Linked DNA regions of Homo sapiens: region 1 is linked to region 2. A link is a contact called in ENCODE Hi-C or POLR2A ChIA-PET data. All regions are on one chromosome and are shown on one strand. The core of a region is the stretch at or near the end of the contact, and the rest is flanking DNA. Distances in the headings are between cores, read along the strand shown. Region 1 holds the start of ZNRD2 (zinc ribbon domain containing 2). Region 2 holds the start of SAC3D1 (SAC3 domain containing 1).

Region 1 (5,148 bases), core at 1,407-3,906, 530 kb before region 2:
AATATATGGTAACTACTGCCATAATTGGTAACTATCACTAATTATTGTTACCATAACCCTTGCAACCCAACTGGTGCCTGCAAGTCCTCTGAGACCCAGGCCGCCTGTCCCAGTCCCCTGCGTTCCTCCGCGTCAGCCCCCCGCCCAGCTGGCCCGGCGCCCACCCACTCACCATCTCCTTGCGCAGCGCGGCCAGCGCTGAGTCGAGGTTGACAGGACGACGCGGGCCGGCTGCGGGTCCCGCGTTGGCGGCGCCGGCGGCGTGGCGGGGCCCGTCCGGGGCGCGGGCGGCGCGGCTCAGCTCGTCGTGGATGCGGCTGCGCTGGCTGTAGACGCGCTCCAGCTCCCGCCACGAGCCCCCGCTCGCATTAAGGAGGCCGCTGAGGCCGCGCGGCAGCGGTGGGAGCCCGGCCAAAGCGCAGCCCGCCCCGCCCGGCGCCTCTGCCGAGGGCAGCCCGTTCATGGCCGGGGCCGGCGCGGACGGCGATGCCACCTCCTTCCCTCCAACGCTCCGCCCGGGCCGCCGCCCGCAGGCCCCGCACCCCGCGGCCCCGCCGGAGCCCAGCCGCCGCCCGCAGGCCTCGCTTTGTTCCTTCCCCAGCTCCTCAGACTCCGCCTCTGCCCCACCCCCTCTGGATGGGCCGGGCCTCTCTTAAAAAGGCAACGGTTGTGGGACCACGTCGCGCAAAGCTGAGAAAAGGCAACGGGACATCCACTCACTCAAGGGGAGATGGAAAAATGCGGCGGAGGGGGGAAAAGGCTGAAGGGGGCAGGCGTGGTTTCTTCACGGTTCTTTTTGCTACCCCGTCTCCCCGCCGCGCCCCGCCCCGCCCCCACACCCAAGGAAAATGATCTAACAGTGGAGTCAGGAGACTGGCAAGTCCACACTTGGTGCCTAACGTGCCACCTGACGCTGGGGTCACCACAAACTCCTGTCGGTGTCTGAGTACCTGGGGTGGGCATGAGATGGGATAGGCTGATAGGGTCAGGATGCTCAGGGGAAGGAGGGGAATCTATCAAGGGGATCGGAACACAAAACCTCACTTCCAGGTGGGGAATGGACACCAGATGGCGGAAGAGGCTGCAGAGGTGCTGCCAGAGACAAGGCTAGGGTCCACCCCTCTGGCTGCTACCTTTGAAAAGGCTATGGCTTCTTCCTTAGAAAAGGGGCATCACATAGTCCTCTACCTACTCCCTCATCCTGACTGGGGAAACTGAGAAGAAACAAGCTCAACTCATCTCAGGGCGTCAAGGAGAGCAGAGTGGAGAGGTGAAGAGGCCAAAAGCTGGAAAAAGGTGAGTGGAGCTGGGGCTGGCATGCACACTTGGAACCAGGAAAAAAACAAACCACACAGAGGAACAGCTGTTTTTCTAGAGGGTTTTTCTCAGGGGCTTCTCTTAGTGCTGTAGCTGCTGCAGGCTGCGCAGGGCCTCCGCACATGCGCGGATAAGGCCACACAGCTGGATGCTAGTCTCCAGGGAGGTGCTAGAGCCCAGTTCAGCAGAGGCCCAGGTCAGCTTCTGCAAGAGGGCTGTCTGTGTGCAGGCCATGACATCTGTATTTGGAGGCACAGCAGGAGCAGGTGGCCCCTGGGCTGCCTTGAGTCCTGCTGCAGCTCCCTCACAGTGCTCCGGACGAGGTACTGGGGGCTGGGGCGCAGGTCGAGAGCCCAGGGGGAGCTCTGAGGCTGAGGCCAGCTGGTGCTCCCGAGCTTGGGAGAGGGCAGCCTGGGCATTCAGAGCTAAAAAGAGGAGAAAGTGGGTGGAATGGTCAGGATGCCTGGCCCACCTCAGCCCTGAGCCATCTCCTTTTCTGCTCTGCTCTTTCTGTGCTTGAGGTGTTTTCCCTGTCCCTCTATAAGGCAACTCATCCACTTTCTACTTTGTATCACATTTATGCCCTAGCTTCAATTCTCCATCAGTACTGGGCCTGGTTGAGCTCAGACTCTCGCGCAGTGGCTGGCACACAGGAGGTGCTTGGTGCTCTTATTGAGTTAAGGGTCCTCTTTAGAGCCTAAAGGAGAAATAATTTTACTTCTACCCCACCCAGAGACTCCACTGTCACCTCTCAGCCCTACTGTTCTCGGGCCTCTATCACCACTTAACCACGCTTCCCCCCTAAGCATATCCGGCCCCTCTCCCGGATTATTTTTTACTCTTACCGGGATTATCTTTATCCACGTCTGAGTCGAGTTCCTGACAAGCCACGCAGTAGATTTTCCGCTGTTTGTCTTGGAGGAGGATCGTCTACGGACCAAAAAGCACACGGGGCCGGAATGAGACGCCGGCAATGGGGTCCAGAGGGGAGGGCCGGGGAAGGGCTGAGTGGCCTGGCCCGCGGACCCATCCCCGGTCACTCGCCCGAGTCTCGCCTCACCCCGCAGTCCGCACACGTCTCGCCCAGCATGCGGTAACCGCGCAGCAGATAGTCGCCCATGAGCCGGGAGATGCGATCTTGCCGCTCCCGTCGCGCCTGCAGCACCTTCGTCTCCGCCTCAGTCGGGGGCTCCCAGGAGAAGTCGTCGACTTCTGGGGAAGAGAGGCATAGGGACTGGGGGTCTTGCCGGAGTGGGCTGCCTCCCGTACCTCACAGCCACAAACCCCTGCCGCCCAGGTCCTCACCAGCTCCGTTCAGGGCCATGTTGCCGTTGTCACCGCCGGGCTCACAGGAAGTGACGTCAAAGCGGAGCGCCCTCCGCTGCGGCTCCGCCCGTTCCATAGCTGCCGCGGATCAGGGCGGACGTGACGCCTTAGCGTGGTCCTCAGACCTCGCTGTGCCCGGGGTGGGGCGTGTCGGCTGCTACCGAGAACCTGCTCGGGGGACGCGTCCGTCAACCGGAATCCAGGGGACAGAAGCTTCCGACGCGCGAGGCCTCGGGAGGAGCGTCTCCTTGGTAACTCTCCTCCGGTCGCAAGACCTGGAAGTGGCCTCAGGGGGTCGCCCTTCCTGTCCGTCGTGGATGAAGGGGACCACTTGGCTTCAGAAATCCCCGCTGGCCTCCGCCTCCCCTGGGGTTTCCCTTTCGGCGCAGGCGGGGCAGCGGCGTCATCACAACCATCGCCACCCCAGTAATCACAGCGAGCGGCCCTTTGCGCACGCGTGGAGCCTTCTCAGGCCTCAGTACTTCTCACTTCGCCCGGCAAGGCTGGCCAGGAGGGGTGCATTCTCCCTTTCCGCGTATTTCAAGACCACTCCCCTTCTGCATGCTCGGTGTCCCAGTCTGTCTCCTCGCTGCCTCCCGAGGCCTGGAACTGAAGCAAAGTTCGCCCCGAAGCCGACCGTTCTTTGAAGTTGAAATCCTCAAAAAGCCTGCAGACTGAATAGCGCTGTACTGGGCACGCGCATTGCGCTTCCAGCCGCCCTTGGGTGCTGCGTGCTGGGCCGGGTCGGGTTGGGGCCTTCCTACATACTCTTGCGACCATTAGGCTCTTCTTGGGTGAGTTGCAAGTTAAAATTACCAGGGCTCTCTGAACATGGACCTTGGTGCTTTTTTTCTCTCTCCCTCTTCCGTGTTCTTTTTCAAACGCATCTTCTCCCTTATTAGATTCAGAGAAGCCAGACAGGGCAGGCAGGGGTCCTCAGATGTGCAGTCTGCAGGGCCTGAGGTTGTACACCAGGGCAGTGGAAAAGCAGCTAGGACTTGGACTTTCACAGTTACATCGACATTCTCCTCTTCCGGATGGCACATGCCCCCTCAATCTGACCTGAAGTCCCTTCCTCCTGGCCCCCTCTTCCTTCCACGTAGAACCCCTGGAACTGTCATTCTTGCTGCCTCCTGCTTACGTGGAGAGCCCTGTGTCCCTTTCACATCTCCATCTACCAGTCAGGCTCTTGGGCAGCAGCGTACCTGACTTAGGGCCTGTACCACAAGTCGTTTCTATCAGGCTGAATAGAGCCACCGTTTTTTGTGTGTTTGTTTGGTTTGGTTTGTATTTTTTGTAGAGATGGGGTTTCGTCATGTTGCCCAGGCTGGTCTCCAACTCCTGGACTCAAGTGATCCTCACACCTCAGCCTCCCAAAGTGCTGGGATTACAGCGAAGAGCCACAGCACCTAGCCTGAGGCTGACTAGAGGAACTGTCTCTGAACCATCTCTTGGACTCCAGCCTGTATGCACAGACCCCCAGGTTATTACCGTCTCCAGCTCCCAGCCCTACCCTGAATTCCTCAGTGCGCCGACTATGTCACCATCATGGCCAATATCCACTCAACTGTCTATTCTGCCTCGCACCTACAAAGAGCCTTACATGAGTCCTCTCACTTAATCTCTCCAATTTACTCCTCATGACAACCTTACATATCCCCACATAAGCAGGAAACTGAATAATTATTTTAAAATACAGTGTCGTTCTTGTACTAAAAACCATCTGGCTGCCCGATACTGTGGCTCACGCCTGTAACCCCAGCACATTGGGAGGCCGAGGCGGGCAGATGTCTTGAGATCAGGAGTTCAAGACCAGCCTGGCCAACATAGTGAAACCCCTTCTCTACTAAAAATACAAAAATTAGCCAGGTGTGGTGGCGGGCGCCCGTAATCCCAGCTACTCGGGAGGCTGAACCAGGAGAATTGCTTGAACCGGGAGGCAGAAGTTGCAGTGAGCCGAGATCACACCACTGCACTCCAGCCTGGGCAACAGAGTGAGACTCTATCTAAAAAAAAAAAAAGCCATTTGGCATCTCCCATCACACTTAGACAAAAATCCAAAGTCCTTGTTATGGTCTCCAAGGTCCTATAAATCTGGTCCTTGACCCCCCAAATCCAGACAACACATAGAGAGATGCACACACATCTCCCATCCTTCCTGCATCCCTCTTCTCCCACTGCTCAAGAGGACTCTTGTCCCTTTTCTCCTCTCAGGGCCTCTCACCATCTTAAGTTCCACTGTAGGGTGGACAAGACGCAGAACTGGAATGAGGCAGGCCTGGGTTTGATCCTGGATCTATTTACTGTATCACCTGGAGTAGTTTACTTCATCGCTGTGGACTTCAATTTCTCATCTGTAAAACAGGGCCAGTAGACCAGGTGCTGTGGCTCACACCTATAATCTCAGCACTCTGGGAGGACATGCAGGAGGATTGCTTGAGACCAGCCTGGACAGCATAGTAAGAACCCATCTCTAAGAAATATATGTATTTTTTAAATTAGCTG
Region 2 (4,840 bases), core at 1,451-3,950:
TTGAGCCTGACCCCAGTCCAAGTTTTCGGACTTGGATTTCCCACTACCCTGGCTTCCCTGTACCCACAGTTTTGGAAGCCAACTCTGCCCCACTTTCCCCTGACCACCTGGGAAGGCCCCTTCCTTCAGGAGACTCTGCCCTTGCTTCCCTTCTGGAAGAGTCTCAGACACTGGAACCTTGGCCCTCATTTGTAAACTGGGGCTTCTGACCAATAAGTAGGTTGTGAAGTCAACAGCATTTTGTTAAAATTGTATAGGGCAGGGCCTTTTTTTTTTTTTTTTTTTTTTTTTTTTGAGACAGACTTGCTTTGTCACCCAGGCTGAAGTATAGTGGCTCTTGGCTCACTGCAATCTCCACTACCTCCCAGGTTCAGGTGATTCCCCTGCATCAGCCTCCTGAGTAGCTGGGATTACGGGTATGCACCACCACACCCAGCTAATTTCTGCATTTTTAGTAGAGAGGGCCCAGCCAGAACAGAGCTTATTTGGGCACAGTGGCTCATGCCTGTAATCCCAGCACTTTGGGAGGCCAACGCGGTAGGATCACTTTAGCCCAGGAGTTTGAGAGCAACCTGGTCAACATGGCAAGACTCCAATCCCTATATAAAAATAAATTTTAAAAAATTAAAAGAAAAGAAAATCATGGTCCTGCCACTACTACTGTTAACCAGTGCTGTGTCAACAGGCAAGTCACCTCACCACCCTGGGCTTCGATTTCTTCCCCCACTAGACCAGGGATAATTACCATGCCTTCTTCAGAGGAACAGTGTGGACAAAAATAAACCATTCACTGGGCATGATGGCCACACCCGGCTACTTGGGAGGGTGGGGCAGGAGGATCACTTGAGCCCAGGAATTCGAGTGGCAACATGCGAGATCCCATCTCTACAAAAAAAATTTTTTTAAGTTAGCCGGGTGTGATTGCATACATCTGTGGTCCCAGCTACTTGGAAGGCTGAGGCAGAAGGATCCCTTGAGCCCACGAGGTTGAGGCTGCAGTGAACTATAATTAAGCCACTGTACTCCAGCCTGGGCAAGAGTGAGACCCTGTCTCAAAAAACACAAACAGGCCGGGTGCAGTGACTCACGCCTGTAATCCCAGCACTTTGGGAGGCAGAGGTGAGCTATCATTTTGAGGTCAGGAGTTCGAGACCAGCATGGCCAACATGGTGTTGGCCTGTCTCTACTAAATATCCAAACACTAGCCGGGTGTGGTGGTGCACGCCTGTAGTCCCAGCTCTTTGGGAGGCTGACGCAGGCGAATAGCCTGAACCCGGGAGGCGGAGGTTGCAGTTAGGCAAGATCATGCCACCGCACTCCAGCCTGGGCGACAGAGCTAGACTCTGTCTCAAAAACAAAGAAAGAAACAAATAATAAGAGTTTATTGGAATGCATCGCCCATAGAAAGTATCTCTAATGCCTTAAACTTCTGTCTCAGGTATATTCGTGGGCATATGTGTTCTTGTTTGCTTGGTAACCCTGACTGGGCGGGGAGGTTAAAAGAGTTTGAAAATCAGCCGGGCGCGGTGGCTCACGCCTGTAATCCCAGCACTTTGTGAGGCCAAGGTGGGCGGATCACGAGGTCAGGAGTTCGAGACCAGCCTGACCAACATGGTGAAACCCCCGTCTCTACTAAATACAAAAATTAGCTGGGTGTGGTGGCGCGCGCCTGTGATCCCAGCTACTCAGGAGGCTGAGGCAGAAGAATCGCTTGACCCAGGGAGGCGGAGGTTGCAGTGAGCCGAGATCGCGCCACTGCACTCCAGCCTGGGCGACAGAGCGAGACTCAAAAAAAAAAAAGTTTGAAAATCACTATTTAGACCAATTCTCCCTTTCCACCCTTGCCCCCTCCACTTTTATTCCTGAGACAACTAAGACCCAGAGATGGGCCCGAGGTCCCACGTCGGGGCTCGGTGGATCTTGTGCTGTCCTGGGAGGGGGCTAATGGTGAGATGTTAAAGCTAATCCTTCCTTTCCCTACCTCCACTGTCATGGTGGGCTCCTGTCCCCACGCTCTGCCCAGCCGCCAGGATCCCGACTCACCCAGGTTATAGAGCAGAAAGAGGCCCTGGAAGGCGGGTTGGCGGGGGTGCGGCCCGGCGCCCCGCGCGTAGCAGCGCCGCAGCGAGCCGAAGCCCTCCTGCACCTGGGCCTGCAGCAGCACCGGGTCCGCGGGTCCCCGCGCCGCGTCGGGCCCGAGCCGCGCCACTACGGTCAGCAGCGTGGCCAGCGCCGCCTCCAGCACCACAGCTGCCTCGGCGTCGCCCGCTCCCTGCAGCGCCAGGTCCAGGAGCACAGCTCGCAAGCGGTCTGCCACGAAGCTGGCCACCTCGGCGCGGGCGATGTCGGCGCTCTCCGCCACCTCACCGGCCAGGTAGCGCACGGTGGCCAGCAGCACGGAGGGCGGACGCAACTGGCTGGGCGGGGGCCGGGGCTTGCCGGCGGCGGGTCGGCTGTACTCCTTCACCGCGCGCTGCGGATCCGCGCGGGGCGGGTCCTGGCGGCAACCCGGCACCACCTCCAAGCGGTGCAGGCGGTGCTCCCTTTCGCGCTGGGCGCGCTCGGCGGCCGGGCACATGTCCGGGCAGGTGCCCACGGGCAGCTCGCAGCCGGGCATGAGGGGGCTGCGGGGAGACGGTGGGCGCTCAGCATCCCGGGGACGGCAGTGCTGCGGGAAGGCACGCGAGGCCGGCCGGGGGGTGGGGAGCGGCGGGTCGGGGCGGGGCTGAACCTGTCTGGGCCCGCCTTCCCGCCATGATCCCCGGCCTTCGGGCCGCCCATCGAGCCACCTCTGTCCTCTCACCCAGTCCAGTCGAGTTGGCCTCCCGAGATGCACTGCGTTGTAGTCCAGCTACGCCTCTGCGGCTCCGCGCGCTCTAGGGCGGCTAACGGCCCCCATCGAGCGCCAAGTTCAGCTTCGCGCGCTCCCCTTAGTGTTTTTAACGTGTAGCCCGGGCCGCTCCCATGATACACCGGTGTAGTCCCTGCCGCAACCAACCGCTTTGTGGTGAGGCGGGGCGGGGCGGGGCTGAGGCCACGCCTTCCAGCCCGCTGAGCAATCAGGATTTGGCTTTGGGGCCTCTGAGACAAGTACCCGGGCTTTGGGTTCCTCTCCTTCGTCCCTTCCACCCAATAAACCGGCTCCATCGGCTTGTCCTCTATTTCCCTGAGACTATGCTCCCTATTTTCTAGCTCAGGGGCCAGCAAATGTTTTCTGCAAAGGGCCAGGTTGTAAATGTTTTGGGATTTGCAGGCGGCAAAGACTCAACTCTGCAACTGTTTCAACTGCCAGTGTAGCGCGAAAGCAGCTATCACAATACTAAATGAATTAGCCTGGTTGTGTTCCAACAAATTTTATTTATGGACTCTTAAATTTCATATAATTTTCACTTGTCACATATAAATTTCACCTGTCATTGTCACAGAATATTATTTTGATTTTTTTAATCATTAAAAAAAGTAAAAACCACTCTCACAGCCCTTACATTAAAAAGGAGGTGGGCCAGATTTGGCTGCAGGTGGGAGTTTGCAGACCCCAGTTCTAGAGGGGTAAACTAATGGTTTAATGACCACAGCTGCTGCTCACACATCAAGACAGACAGACATGGGCCGGGCGTAGTGACTCATGCCTGTAATCTCAGCACTTTGGGAGACTGAGGCGGGTGGATCACTTGAGGTCAGGAGTTCGAGACCAGCCTGGCCAACATGGTGTAACCCCGTCCCTACTGAAAATACAAAATATTAGCTGGGCGTGGTGGCATGTGCCTGCAATCTCAGCTACTGGGGAGGCTGAGACAGGAGAACTGCTTGAACCTGGGAGGTGGAGGTTGCAGTGAGCCGCGATCCCACCACTGCACTCCAGTCTGGGCGACACAGCGAGACTCCAACTCAAAAAAACCCCAAAAAGACAGGCAGGGTCAGAAGTGTGAGTCCTTGATTCCAAGGTGGCAGGTGTAATCAGGGAGCTAAGAATTCATTATTTTTCTCATTCTTGGTCCAGTTACCTACAGAAATGGCTCCTGTAATTACAAGACCAGGAGGTAGGGCCAGGCCCTGGGGAGAGGAGAAGGGGCTGGCAGTGCAGGAGCGAGAGTCCCAGGGAATGGCCCACTCCCTGTTAGGGTGGGAGTTGAGACAGGTGCAGGCGCAGGATCTCCTCTGCCCGCTTCAGGTACTCAGCTGCCTTCTTCTTCACACCTTCCTGGCGGGCAGGCAACGGGTCACCTGTGGAGAGAGAATGCTCAGCTGAGGCACCTGGGCACCACTGGCCTGGTCAGAACCCCTGGTCGGGTCCTTTACAATTCGCAGAGCATCACCATGTGCTTTTCCCTCCTCTCTGGGGCCCAGCATCCATTCTCCTCAGTCTACAAATAAGAAAACTGAGGCCATGCTGGGCGCGGTGGCTCACGCCTGTAATCCCAGCACTTTGGGAGGCCGAGGTGGGTGGATCACGAGGTCAGGGGTTCGAGACCAGCCTGACCAACATGGTGAAAGCCCATCTCTACTAAAACTACAAAAATTCGCTGGGCGTGGTGGCACGTGCCTGTAATCCCAGCTACTCAGGAGGCTGAGGCAGGAGAATGGCTTGAACCTGGGAGGTGGAGGTTGCAGTGAGCCAAGATTGTGCCACTGCACTCCAGCCTGGGCGACAGAGCGAGACTCTGTCTCAAAAAATAAAAATAAATAAATAAAAATAAATAAAAAATAAAAATTCAAAAATTAGCCAGGCATGGTGGTGGGCGCCTGTAATCCCAGCTAGTCGGGAGGCTGAGGCAGTAGAATCACTTGAACCTGGGGGGCGGAGGTTGCAGTGAGCCGAGATTGTGCACTCCAGCCTGCA

What was found. Hi-C counts contacts between places; a loop is a spot of excess contacts on that map. ChIA-PET counts read pairs that join two places held with the same protein, here RNA polymerase II (POLR2A). Pooled maps may share reads with other maps.
Region 1: a loop to region 2 is called in a map of CD8-positive, alpha-beta T cell, with 9 times the contacts of the local background. The contact joins the promoter of ZNRD2 here to the promoter of SAC3D1 in region 2. A Hi-C loop is called at or near these places in 1 of 168 maps with a recorded cell type or tissue (CD8-positive, alpha-beta T cell), 1 of 37 single-sample maps with no recorded cell type and 8 of 50 pooled maps. POLR2A ChIA-PET finds 5 or more read pairs at or near these places in 2 of 52 experiments (GM12878 and activated CD4-positive, alpha-beta T cell).

The regions. Positions count from the first base shown.
Region 1 is chr11:65,567,985-65,573,132 of GRCh38, reverse strand. It overlaps ZNRD2 (zinc ribbon domain containing 2), which reads right to left and starts at 2,656. Exons shown (of 4, transcript NM_006396.3): 1 at 2,623-2,656; 2 at 2,378-2,529; 3 at 2,163-2,247; 4 at 1,245-1,742. The coding sequence starts at 2,641. The coding sequence ends at 1,399. It overlaps ZNRD2-DT (ZNRD2 divergent transcript), which reads left to right and starts at 2,720. Exons shown (of 1, transcript NR_038923.1): 1 at 2,720-3,913. FAM89B (family with sequence similarity 89 member B) reads right to left here and starts at 595. Exons shown (of 2, transcript NM_001098785.2): 1 at 173-595. The coding sequence starts at 463. RefSeq lists a silencer at 275-724 and enhancers at 2,339-2,568, 2,579-3,298.
Region 2 is chr11:65,039,070-65,043,909 of GRCh38, reverse strand. It overlaps SAC3D1 (SAC3 domain containing 1), which reads right to left and starts at 2,700. Exons shown (of 2, transcript NM_013299.4): 1 at 2,044-2,700. The coding sequence starts at 2,617. SNX15 (sorting nexin 15) reads right to left here. Exons shown (of 8, transcript NM_013306.5): 8 at 3,338-4,224. The coding sequence ends at 4,118. ARL2-SNX15 (ARL2-SNX15 readthrough (NMD candidate)) reads right to left here. Exons shown (of 11, transcript NR_037650.2): 11 at 3,338-4,224. RefSeq lists an enhancer at 1-80 and silencers at 2,032-2,081, 2,102-2,781.